2 separate regions of the Mus musculus genome follow, and region 2 is linked to region 1. Evidence: chromatin contacts called from ENCODE POLR2A ChIA-PET data. All regions are on one chromosome and are shown on one strand. The core of a region is the stretch at or near the end of the contact, and the rest is flanking DNA. Distances in the headings are between cores, read along the strand shown. Region 1 holds the start of Zc3h6 (zinc finger CCCH type containing 6). Region 2 holds the start of Tmem87b (transmembrane protein 87B).

What was found. ChIA-PET counts read pairs that join two places held with the same protein, here RNA polymerase II (POLR2A).
Region 2: POLR2A ChIA-PET joins it to region 1 with 12 read pairs in embryonic stem cell. The contact joins the promoter of Tmem87b here to the promoter of Zc3h6 in region 1. POLR2A ChIA-PET finds 5 or more read pairs at or near these places in 3 of 5 experiments (Patski and embryonic stem cell).

What each region holds. Positions count from the first base shown.
Region 1 is chr2:128,964,214-128,969,796 of GRCm38, forward strand. It overlaps Zc3h6 (zinc finger CCCH type containing 6), which reads left to right and starts at 3,189. Exons shown (of 12, transcript NM_178404.3): 1 at 3,189-3,623. The coding sequence starts at 3,592.
Region 2 is chr2:128,816,056-128,821,546 of GRCm38, forward strand. Tmem87b (transmembrane protein 87B) reads left to right here and starts at 2,248. Exons shown (of 19, transcript NM_001355629.1): 1 at 2,248-2,448. The coding sequence starts at 2,284.

The DNA of each region.
Region 1 (5,583 bases), core at 1,939-4,438:
GGCGAGAAGGTAGTTCAGCTCCACATGACTAAGTAGCCAGTGTCCAAGCCTTGAGAGTCTAAGCCCAGGGAGTTTATTTTAGGCATATTTAAGCACACCAGAATTTGGTGAAAACTTTACTGGTGATAATTAATTCAATCCCATGTGTACAATAAAGCTTAAATCATGACTACACTGAACTCTTTGTAAAGTACATATGATATCTTCCATAAAGTTAGGTTCTATAGATTGACTATATGTGACATCTTCCATAAATACACTTTCTATAGATTGACAAGCCTATGGTAAGGTCTTGGGAGAGGAGAATCTGGTATGATCTTGGCCATACAGTTAGCTCAAAGGTAACCAGACTGACTGACTATTAACCTCATCTAATTCCAGCTTTTTGGGCAGATAACAGGTTATGCACCCTTCCCTTTTAAGGGACAACCCTGTGTGTTTAACATTCCTGCTTTCCCTAGTGCTTATCTGAGAGCTCAAAGACCTCTGTGGTTCCCACACACTAGTACTGGAAATCTCAGTGAGTGTAGAATGAGAACCTAGAATCCAAGGATTAGACTGGGAAAACAAACAAACACCCCAAACCCTTGTGTTGGGAGTTTAGCTCTTGTTAGAGCATGGGTTGAATATGTGTAGGATTCTGGAAATGTTTCCTATTCCAAACTATAAGTTAAAACAGTGTATTATTATAGCTTGTTACACAGCAATGAAAGCAGAAGTATCCGATTGTGAGGAGTCTATCAAAGGTGTAAGGTATCTATAGGGAAAGTCATAAAGTTCTATTACGATATCAGTTCCGGGGCTGCTGAGAACCCGAGTGCTGCCTGCCACCAAGCTCTGAATGTCTTGAGGTCAATCACCCAGAAGGGTGGCTGCCTCTGCCTGGGTGAGAAAATGGCGGGAGGAGAGAATGGCCTCCTGCAAGCTGTCCTTGTACTTCCACACAGCTGCCCCAACATACACAGAACGAGTGGCTATTATATACTCAGAATATTAAATATAAAAGAGTGCAACTCTCAGTTTTAAGTACAGGGATGGCTTTAAAAAATATCAATGAGCTCTGGTCACAGAATTTAGTAATCTCAGAGGTGAATTAAATTCTAAAGTCTACAAGCGATTTCTTTTAAAGAGGAAAGGGCTGAGCAGATTCCAGGTTATCTTCTATTTTGAGGTCAACAGAGGGTAACAAATGGCGAGGAAATACTCTTTGCGGATGATGGAAATGTTGTAGGTCTGAAAGGAAAGGTATCCTCGCAGTTGGGAGGCACAAAGTCACACAGTACAACAAACCTCACACAAGGGATTTATTGGGAGAGAAAACCGCAGGACTGCTGCCTCTGCTCAGGTGAGAAAACAGCCCCTGACTGAGCTGAAGGCAGGCCTTCCATAGGATTTCTTAGGGGGCGGAGCTGTCCAGTTTTCCAGGCTGAGGACTGTTGGGATTTCAAGTCCAGAGTTTGGTATTTTCAGGGATTGGTGAATTTTTCTGCTCAGGGATTTGTTGGTTTTCATGCTCAGGAACTGGTTTCTGTGACAAGCCAGGGACTAATGAGACTTCCTTTTCAGGGGGTGGCGGGATTTTTTTTTTTTTTCTTGTAGGGCACTTTCTTGGCCACTTTCATAGCTCAGGTTGCGAATGAATGACTGCAGTAGCCCTTAGAAGATGACCTTTAGGGCTGTTAGGGAAGTCTGGGTGCGGGGCCTGACTGCTTTGTGTTCAGCCAGCTGAGAGCTGTGGCTTTCCTGCCTTGAGGGTTTATAAAGTATATAAAGTTTACAAATAGAGTACACCACAGGGAATCCTTTCCTTGTGGCTTGAGTTGGCCTAGATAGCCAACAATTGGACCTTCCAAGTGTGTCAGTATGTTAATTTTGTCTGGAGGCAACATTTCAAAAGTTGTTTTTCTGAGTAAGCTAATGCCCAGAATTTATTTTGGTGTGCGTTTAAACTTCCAAACGAATTTGAAAACAGCAATACTCAAATGTGTACCAGTTCAAAGATTTTCTTTTTATTAAAAAAAAAAATCAAATTCAAATCCTAAATCATTATTTTAATGTCTAAGCAGAAAATGCAGTTGTGAAGAGCAGCTGTTACACCTCAAAAGCCTTTCACTGTTCCTAGTAAAACGATTAAATGAAGAGGCTTTACATTTTAGTTCCAAAAACTAATAATATTGCTTCTCTAGTTAAAACAGATGTGCCTTTTGAAAGTTTCCTATAATGGGCCGTGAAGATCTGTCAGGGTTCAAGTCTTGTCAATAGCTGCATTCAACTAAATAACTTTTTTTCTCTTTTCACATTTATCTAATCGCAATTGCTCTTTGAATGCACGTTATTTACACATCAAAGACAAAAGACGTCGTGTATTTAGAAATATTGGACATTTAAGCTTATCATTTTAATAAAAAAAATTAACTTTCCTTCAGAACTAAGTATACATTACTCATCATTTCAAGACTATTTCTGAAGGATATGGAAATACGTCTGAAGGCCATGGACATACGAAGAAATGAAGTCTTGTTCTTATGAAATACTCGAATGAATTCCACATCTAAACCGCTAACAGACACAAGATCATGTTTTAATTACCTCAATAGCTATTTTTAATCGTCAAGTAAGGACTGGGTGAATTTAGTATCAGAAAAAGTTGCATGGCAGGCAGTCTTCCTTACACTACGGAGACATAACAGCTACAAGTTTAAGGGCTTAAGGATGATTCCGAGTTCTTTCGGCAACAAAGAAAGCTTTTCTTTCTTTCTTTCTTTTTAACAAAGAAAACCGCCAGTCCTGGGTTCCTTTCTTTGTCGCGCAGTTAACGGTGGCGGGGTGGAGGGGGACAGTGTGATGAGTCCGGAACTCCAAAGCCTTAGACGACGAGTCTCGCAGGAACATCGAGAAATGGGCACAGAGGACCTGGTGGACACAGCAGGCCTGGCGGGGTGACCTGCCCCGCCCGATATAACTCCACGCGCCACCGAACCGCATCCCTGGCCTCACACCCATCAGATTGCTGCCTCCGCTGCCGCAGCGAGCGTATTAAAGGCCCGCCCCTGGAAGTGATTGACGGGCAGTTTCCTCCAATGGCTAGTGCGCTCGGCACCGGCGGGCTGGGAGAGGGCCGCGGCTCGCGGAGGAATTCCACTTGCCCTTTAGTCCCGGGCAAGGTGTTGCGGCCGGCGCCATTTTCTGAGCCGCCTGTTTCGGGTGCCGCCATGTTGGTGAGGAGAAATCACCGTTACGGCCACTGTCCAAATCCCCGCGTCGCTGCACGCCGCCCGCCGGCTCCCACGCCTCAGCCTCCGGCGGCGAATACAGACTAGAGCGGCAGCGCCGGCAGCGCGGGGCCGTTGCCCAGTCTTTGCAGTTAGAGCCCCATCTCTCTGGCGTTGGTTGTTAATAGACTGGAAAGTCTGTGTCTGTGTCGCTCACTAGTAACCGTGAGTTTTTACCACTTCGTCACCTGTCGGCGGCGGCCGGGGACAGGGTTGCCCGCAGGCGGCGCAGGGGTCCTCCCCGCGCCCCGCTGCCGCCGCCACCGCCGCCGCCGGCCTCCAGACCTGCCCTCCAGCCCCGCCCCGTTCTTGACCAAACATGACAGACTCTGAACATGCAGGGCACGACAGGTCGGGAACCCTTCTTGTCTGTCTTTCTGTCGGATGAGAGGAGGGGTCGGGGCGGCGGGAGCGGGCCGGGGCCGGGCGCCTCCTGCATGACTTAGACGTCTCTGTGTGGCTCCATCGGTTCCGTGACGCGCACCTTCGTCCACCGCCGCTGCCTGCCGGCCGCCGCGGGGGAGGCCGAAGCGGCCGCGCCCGCCTCCCGGAGCCGGGGTCGCCGTCGCTCTCGCCGCCCCGCCCCCGCCGGGCACGTGCGAGCCCCCCGCCCCTGGCCCGGCTCAGTCGTCGGCGCCACGCGGGCGGCGGCGCGGCTGCGGCCGCTGCCCGCCAGGCCAGTGACCGGCGTTGGCAGCCCCGTTGGAACCGGCCCCAAAAGCTCAGTAGTAGGCCTAGTGGATGTTTGCCTCCGACCCGAGTCTACCTCTGAAAATAAACATGTTTAGTTTTTTTTTTTTTTTTTTTTTTTTTTTTTTTGGAGGGGGTTGGGGAGTCTCTTTCCCTCCCATCCCCCACTCCCAGGCCATGTGTCTGCCGCAGTCCTATAACCTCCAGGAAAGTGAAATGGCAGTTTTTCATATTAAATACGTTAACACAAGTAGACTGCAGAGTTTTAGCTTTACCTGATTTCCTAGGTGCTAAATAAATATTTGACTATTTAGCTGAGATTCTCATTTTCCAGTTTTAGTTTTGTTGTGCTCTGAGAGGCACATTCTTAGCACCATTCAAAGGTTTGGTGGCATTTACAGAATATACTCTTGACATTGATAAACAAATTTTTAAAGGTGTCAGAGGAGGACTTTTATTAAAACTCCTGGTGCCAAATCTCATTCAGCTGATTCCTACTTAGAATATTGACTTGAAAGTGGACATCCTCACATTGCTTTGTGAATAGTCTCAGATACATTGTGTTCTAGTGTGGCCCATAAGACTTAAGAATTCCTGATAAATATCATATGCTTTTGATAAAGCATTACACTCACCTTCCTTCCCTAAATACAAAGGAAGCAAAACAAAACAACAACAACAAAAACCAACAAAAATCATTGAAATTTTAAATGCCAAAATATATGGCAACCTTGAAAGGGATTTAAAAAAATCCTAAGAACTTCACTAATGTAATGATAATTCTCTAGAAAGACATCAATGAAGCATGTAGCAAGGTTTAGATAGTAAAAAGTGCTCTTACATAAGTGCAGAAGCTTGCACTGGACATTTTTAATGATTTTTTAAAAAAGATGATACCTTTGTAGTTTCAGTGCTGTCAAATGGACCTAAGGACTCTTGTGTGATAGGCAAGTACTCTAACACTTGGCTACACTCATAGCCCAATATTGCCCTATTAAAAAAAGTTTAAAAGTGAAGGTCCTAGAATTAACTAATAATGTTGAGAAGTCTATTGATAAGCCAGTGACTTGATGTACTTAAAATTCATTAATATGAAAGGAAATCTCATGTTAGTGGATAGTGTAACTTGAATATGTAGAAATATGTATTTTACATAATAAAACGTGTCACCAAGTTTAGAAATCAAAATAATGCTTCTACAGAACAATGACACCATGGTTTTCTCTTACCCCCATCCCTTTTGAGAGGTGGTCTCCTTAGCCTTAGCTGGCCTAGAACTTGATATGTAGACCAGTCTGTCTTAGAACTCAAAAAGATCAGCCTGTCTATGCCTACAGAGTGCTGGATTAAAGGTGTGCACTGCCATGCCTGGCTGCTATCAGACTTTGAAAAGAGTTTGAGGTCCAGTGTGGTAATACATACCTGTAATCCAACACTCAGGCTGAGACAAGAAGGTGGCATGTTCATGGCAGCCTGCCCTACACAACAAACCCTGGGTTTTTTAGAAAGTAGAATTTGAAGTTTTAAAATACTGACTTAGAAGTTAAAATGAAACTTTAGTTTAAAGGATATAGATTAGTAGGAGGAGCAAATGATAAGTAGCAATAGTTTTGTTTTAAAT
Region 2 (5,491 bases), core at 998-3,497, 150 kb before region 1:
TTTCTCTATTCACATTTGATGAGCTGGAGATTAGAACCTTACCGCATGAATTTCAAGAACGCTAACCTATTGCCATTTATGATCCTTTCCTGATGAACTGGAGTCTTACTCCAGAGACTGCTTCTAGAAGCATCTAAATTAAAGAAATCTCTAAAATATAAGGATTAAAAAAAAGCTATAGGCTTTTTAAATTAAAAATATGTTTTAGATTTACTTATTTATGTGTATGAGTATTTGGCCTGTATGTGTTGTGGACCAGTGAGATCAGAAGAGGGCAACAGATGCCCTGGGACTGGAGCAGAGGTTGTGAGTTGCCATATGGGTACTGGGAATGGAACCCGAGTCCTCTGCAGGAGTGGCCAGTGTCTCCAGACTCTTTTATATCTACACCCCAGGATGTGACCAGTGTCCCCTGTTCCATTAGCTCTTTCTGTGGTGCTGATTGAACCAGGGTCAGGGTATATTGGGCAAATACTACATCCACCCCCTGCTGATGGCCCTTTGCTGTGTTAGGTTTGATTGATTTTACCCTGGCCCCTGGCTGAGTGTTGTGGATGGAGGAGATAACAAATACAGCCTAACTAACTCAAGGAAGCAATGCTAGTGCCACTCTTCCTTGGAAATGAAATTACCCTAGAATAAGAAGCATCTAATTAACAAAAGTAATTACTCTTTTTTTTTTTTGTGGCGGCTCGTGCCTTTATTTTATTTTATTTTTTTAAAGATTTATTTATTTATTATATGTAAGTACACTGTAGCTATCTTCAGACACTCCAGAAGAGGGCGTCAGATCTCATTATGGATGGTTGTGAGCCACCATGTGGTTGCTGGGATTTGAACTCTGGACCTTCAGAAGAGCAGTCGGGTGCTCTTAACCACTAAGCCATCTCGCCAGCCCATAATTACTCTTTTAAAATGTTAATTACATTTTACTTATGTATTGAGTGGGAAGTATTTGGGGGTTAAAGAACAACATTCCAGAGTCTGTTTCTGGGACCTTGTGGGTAGTCAGCTTTGGCAGCAAGTGCCTTTAACCTCAGGACCATCTCAATATTCCATTTGCTCTTCAATAAGGTAAACTCCCTGTTTAGTCTATTACTCGGAGATCGATACCTCTGTGAGATATTTAATGAGCCGTAAGATACAGTTCTGAATTGATTACTGGTTTAATGGTCTCTATTAAAGGTACTCCTTGTAGTGTGGAATGTTGCTAGCAGAGGAAGCTGGTGACCAGGGCGATATTAGAACTTTCTAGAGATCCATTCCTCTCGATTTTACTGTGAACTTAAATGTGCTTGAAAAATAGTTAACTATTTTAAAATAAGGAAATTAGAGGTATAAACAGTAACTCCTACTGAATCTAATCGGGACTAAAAAAACACCTTCAGGAAAGATTCAAATTCATATAAAACATCAATTTCCTAGTGCCACCTACTGGTGAGACCTGACTATTGCTCTCGAAACAATTTTTTCCCCTTAGTTGACAAGTATTTTGTTTTGCTTTTAGACAAGCTTGTGCAGCTCACGCTGGTCTCACGCTTGCTATGTGGCTATAGGCTGTCTTTGAATTCCCACGATCCTCCTACCTCCACCTCCCAAGTACTAGGATCTTCATTTCTGCAACTTGTCATTAGAGTGCCCCATTATCCTCGGGGCCCTGCTCTGCAAGCTGACCTTTCAACTGCGTTGCAGCCAGGTCTTTCCTTTCTAGTTTCCCTTAAGGCCCTGCCTCTTTTTCCTCCCCCTCCTCTCCCTGTTCTTTTCCCCGCCTCCATCTTTCTACACACAACCTTCCCCTTAAAGCAGCTTCTAGTTCCGCCCAGGTTCGGCCCTTTTAATCTTGTAGTCCCGCCTCCACACTTTGGTTCCGCCTTCCCTTCTCCCGGGAAGGCCCCGCCTCCCTACCACGCCCCGTGCCCATAGTCCCGCCCCAATTAAGGTCTTGGCCCCGCCTCCACTCCCGGCCCCACCTTCTCAGCCCCGCCTCCACCCGGCCCCACCTCCCAGGCCCCGCCCCCTCCGTGGGCGGGTTTCCCTCTGGACTCTCTTCCCTTCCCTCCACACTTCCTCGGTTCCTTCCAGGCCTGGCCCTGAAGCCCTGCTCCAGGTTTGAGCCTATTTCCTCTAACAGCGCCTATCCGCTTCAGCCCAAGACCCCCTCCGCATTCACGCCCGTGCTCTCGTTCCCCTCGTGGGCACGCCCCTTCAGGGGCGGAGCTGAGCCAGGTGCGGCCCCGGGGCGTGGCCGGGTTCCGGGAGCGCAGGTGCGGCGTCCGCGTCAAGATGGCTGCCGCCTGTCGGTCTGAGGCTGGCCTCCTTCCCAGCCTCCTCTGCCGCCGGCCCGCCGGGGCCCAGCTGCTGCGAGTTGCCCTGTGTCTCCTGTGCTGGGTCCCGGCGGCTGTGGACGCAGTCCCCGAGCTCGGGCTTTGGACGAGGACGGTCAATGACGTAAGTGCTCTGTAGGGACTGAGGCGTGGCGCTTCTTAGGCTCCAGGGCCCTGGCTGGATAGCTCCGCCTGCGGACCAGTCTGGCCTTGGGCACATTCACTAGGGCTCTCTGGGACCAGCGGTGGGTCCTCTGACGCGCTTCTTGAGCCTTTTGTCTAGAGTGGGCTCTGGGAAGGGAGCGTCCCCCTCCTCTGCCTAGGCTTCTGGGAAGAGCGGTCCCACTGTGCTTTCCTAAGACGGCTTCCCTTTCCAAATGTTGTTGCTGCTCGCGAGGCTCTCCACCCGCCTCTCACTGTCCTGACACGGTGTCTCTAGATCTTGCTTTTGTTTCTTCAGTTCAGAGCCCCAATCTCTGCATTCCCAGCGGCATCGCTGGGACCGAATACTTCGGCTAGGTTACTACTACTGGGGCCACATCCACAAGGCCACAAGGTTTGTCTAGCCTTTCTGTTAGAGCATAAATTGAGTGTGCTCTACAGTCGTGCATAAAGTCACCTCGCCTCTCTTATTTTTCTTGAGTTTCTGTATATTCCTTAGTGTTCATGACTTCTGCGCGTGTCTGTGGAACAGGGTGTTTGCTTAAGAGTGTTTAAAGGGCGAGTCTGATGGATGAAAACTTCCGTAACTGGGCAGGCCGTTAGAGAACTTGACGTCCTGTATGGTTAAGAGATGATGTGGGAAGAAGGCAGAGACCAAATTGTGCAAAGTCTTGCAAAAGAGACAGGATATCGGGAAGCGGCCTTGTCTTGAGTCCAGAGTCAGATGACTCGCCCAGATCTGCTTGGGATGTGTGGAAACAGCGTCTAAGTTCTAAAGGTGACATTTATATTTATATTCCTTCAACCAAAAGTAGTATCAGAAGGTGCACATACTTCCAAACACAAAACTGCAGAGGCTCAAGTGTAGGCTTCATTCTGTGGCCCGGCTCAGTGTATTCATTGCGTTTGAGATTCTTCTGAGTAGGTGCCCAGTATTTTTTTTTTTTTTTTTTTTTTTTTTTAGCTGTCATATGCTTTGTTCAGGCTGAGTTTATTTCCTGTGTAGCTCAGGCTGGTAGTGTCAGCAGCCTTTTTTTGCAAAAAGCAGGATGATTATTTTTTTCTTATATCAAGTTGTCAGAAATGTATCTTTTAGAACAGAGAGAATGAAACATGTCTTTGTATACTTACCACGATAGGGCCTGCCCATCTCTATGGCTGTATTTCTCATCAATAAAAAGCAATGTTTGTTGAAGCACACTTTATGGTTTCCTGCTGCTTTTTTAGTGAATGCAGTTAAGCCGGTTTCCAAACTCAAAATAAGAGCATTGTGAATCAGCTCCATGAAAACTGTTGCTTGAGCATGTACCAAAAGATCTTTGTCAAGCGTACTTCAGATAGTAAGAATCCCACTGGGAAGAATGGCAGGTTCTTTTGACAAGCAGAGAAGTGTGTTTTTTGACTGTAGTTATGCTTTGGTCAGACTGAGTTTATTTCCTGTGTAGCTCAAGCCAGCAGTGTCAGCTTTGCAAAAAGCAGGCTGATTATTTTTTTTCTTAGAATAAGTTGTCAGAATTTGTCTTTTAGAACATGGAGAATAAGACTTTCATTTATGCGGGGCAGTGGTGGCGCATGCCTTTAATCCCAGCGCTTGGGAGGCAGAGGCAGGTGGATTTCTGAGTTCGAGGCCAGCCTGGACTACAGAATGTGTTCCAGGACAGCCAGGGCTACACAGAGAAACCCTGTCTTAAAAAAAAAAAAAAAAAAAAAGACTTTCATTTATGAATTCATCAGAAGGAAAAAAAAGGTTCTTTTAGCTATAAAAATTAACAAATAGTTTGAGCATCTCCATATGCCATTTGCTAGATTGATTATTCCTCCTGCAAAGATGAATTTTAGGTACAATCCTTTCTCTCAAGGAGCTCACACAATATCAGGGGTAATATATTTATGAGTAGATACTTATATATACCATATAGCACGCTTGGGATATTATTATTCAAGTACTGATGGAGCTGGCCTGACTCTGATTTGTGGAGATGTATAGCTAGTCTGAAAAGATTAATAGGAATTTTCTTTGTAAGGAGTGGGACAGTAGCAGTGTGGGGAAATCTTGTTGTGTTTGTTGAATCAGGTTCTGGAAGGTGGGGGACTAAGGTCACCATAGGCCTCTCCCACTAGACTTCAGCCTTAAACTCCAGGACTTATAAGGCTGAGACAGATCATGTCAGAAGTGAGCTGAGCTTGGACAGCATGTCTCTCTTGATATTGGTACCTGTTATGTGACTTTCTCTCTGAGACCATTTCTAATAGCTCAGCAACAGATGAAAGTCCTTCGAAGTTCAGCTCAGTGAACCAGTGAGTACATTGGGGTGACTTTTAAGAACAAGGGTGTCCCTGGCATGGGTAAGAACCAAAAGCTATGTCACTGACGTTCTGCCAACAGCTTGTAGGCAGCTACTCCACCACAGTAATTGTTGTCTTGGTTTGTAACTTCAGGGAGGACCCTTGTCAGCCATGTAAGCTTCTTAAGCTTTAGGCTTCCCTCTTCCTCAAGAAGGAAACTTTGAAGCTAGCTCTTTTACAGCTCCTGCCATTTGGCTTCAGGGAAGGAAGCACTATGGTTCCTAGGCACAAAATTGCCAAGTCTCCTTTTAAGAGAAGCTGGAACCAAATGTTTATTATGTCACCTAAACTCAGAATTTTTTATTTTGATTTTGATTTTTTTTTTTATAATGCTTATTATGGCTTTTGGGTTTGAGTATACTCTGTGATCATCAGTTAGTTTTAGGTGCAAATAGCAGAGCGCCATTACAGGGGTTTTGGCAGAATTGCTAATTATTCTGGCTGCCATCTAAGGATAGATTGAAGGTGCAGGTCTGGAGGCAGAAGAACCAGTTCTACCATTGGGGTCAAAGCGAATGTTGAGGGGCTGCAGTACAGCCATATTGGTAGGTGTGGAGAGAGCTACGCGTGGGAAGATGTGCAGTAACTAGGCATGTGCTGGAGCTCGGGATGGAAGGGAAGCTTGGCTGACTGAAGGCTTCAGGGTAAGACTTGGTGGG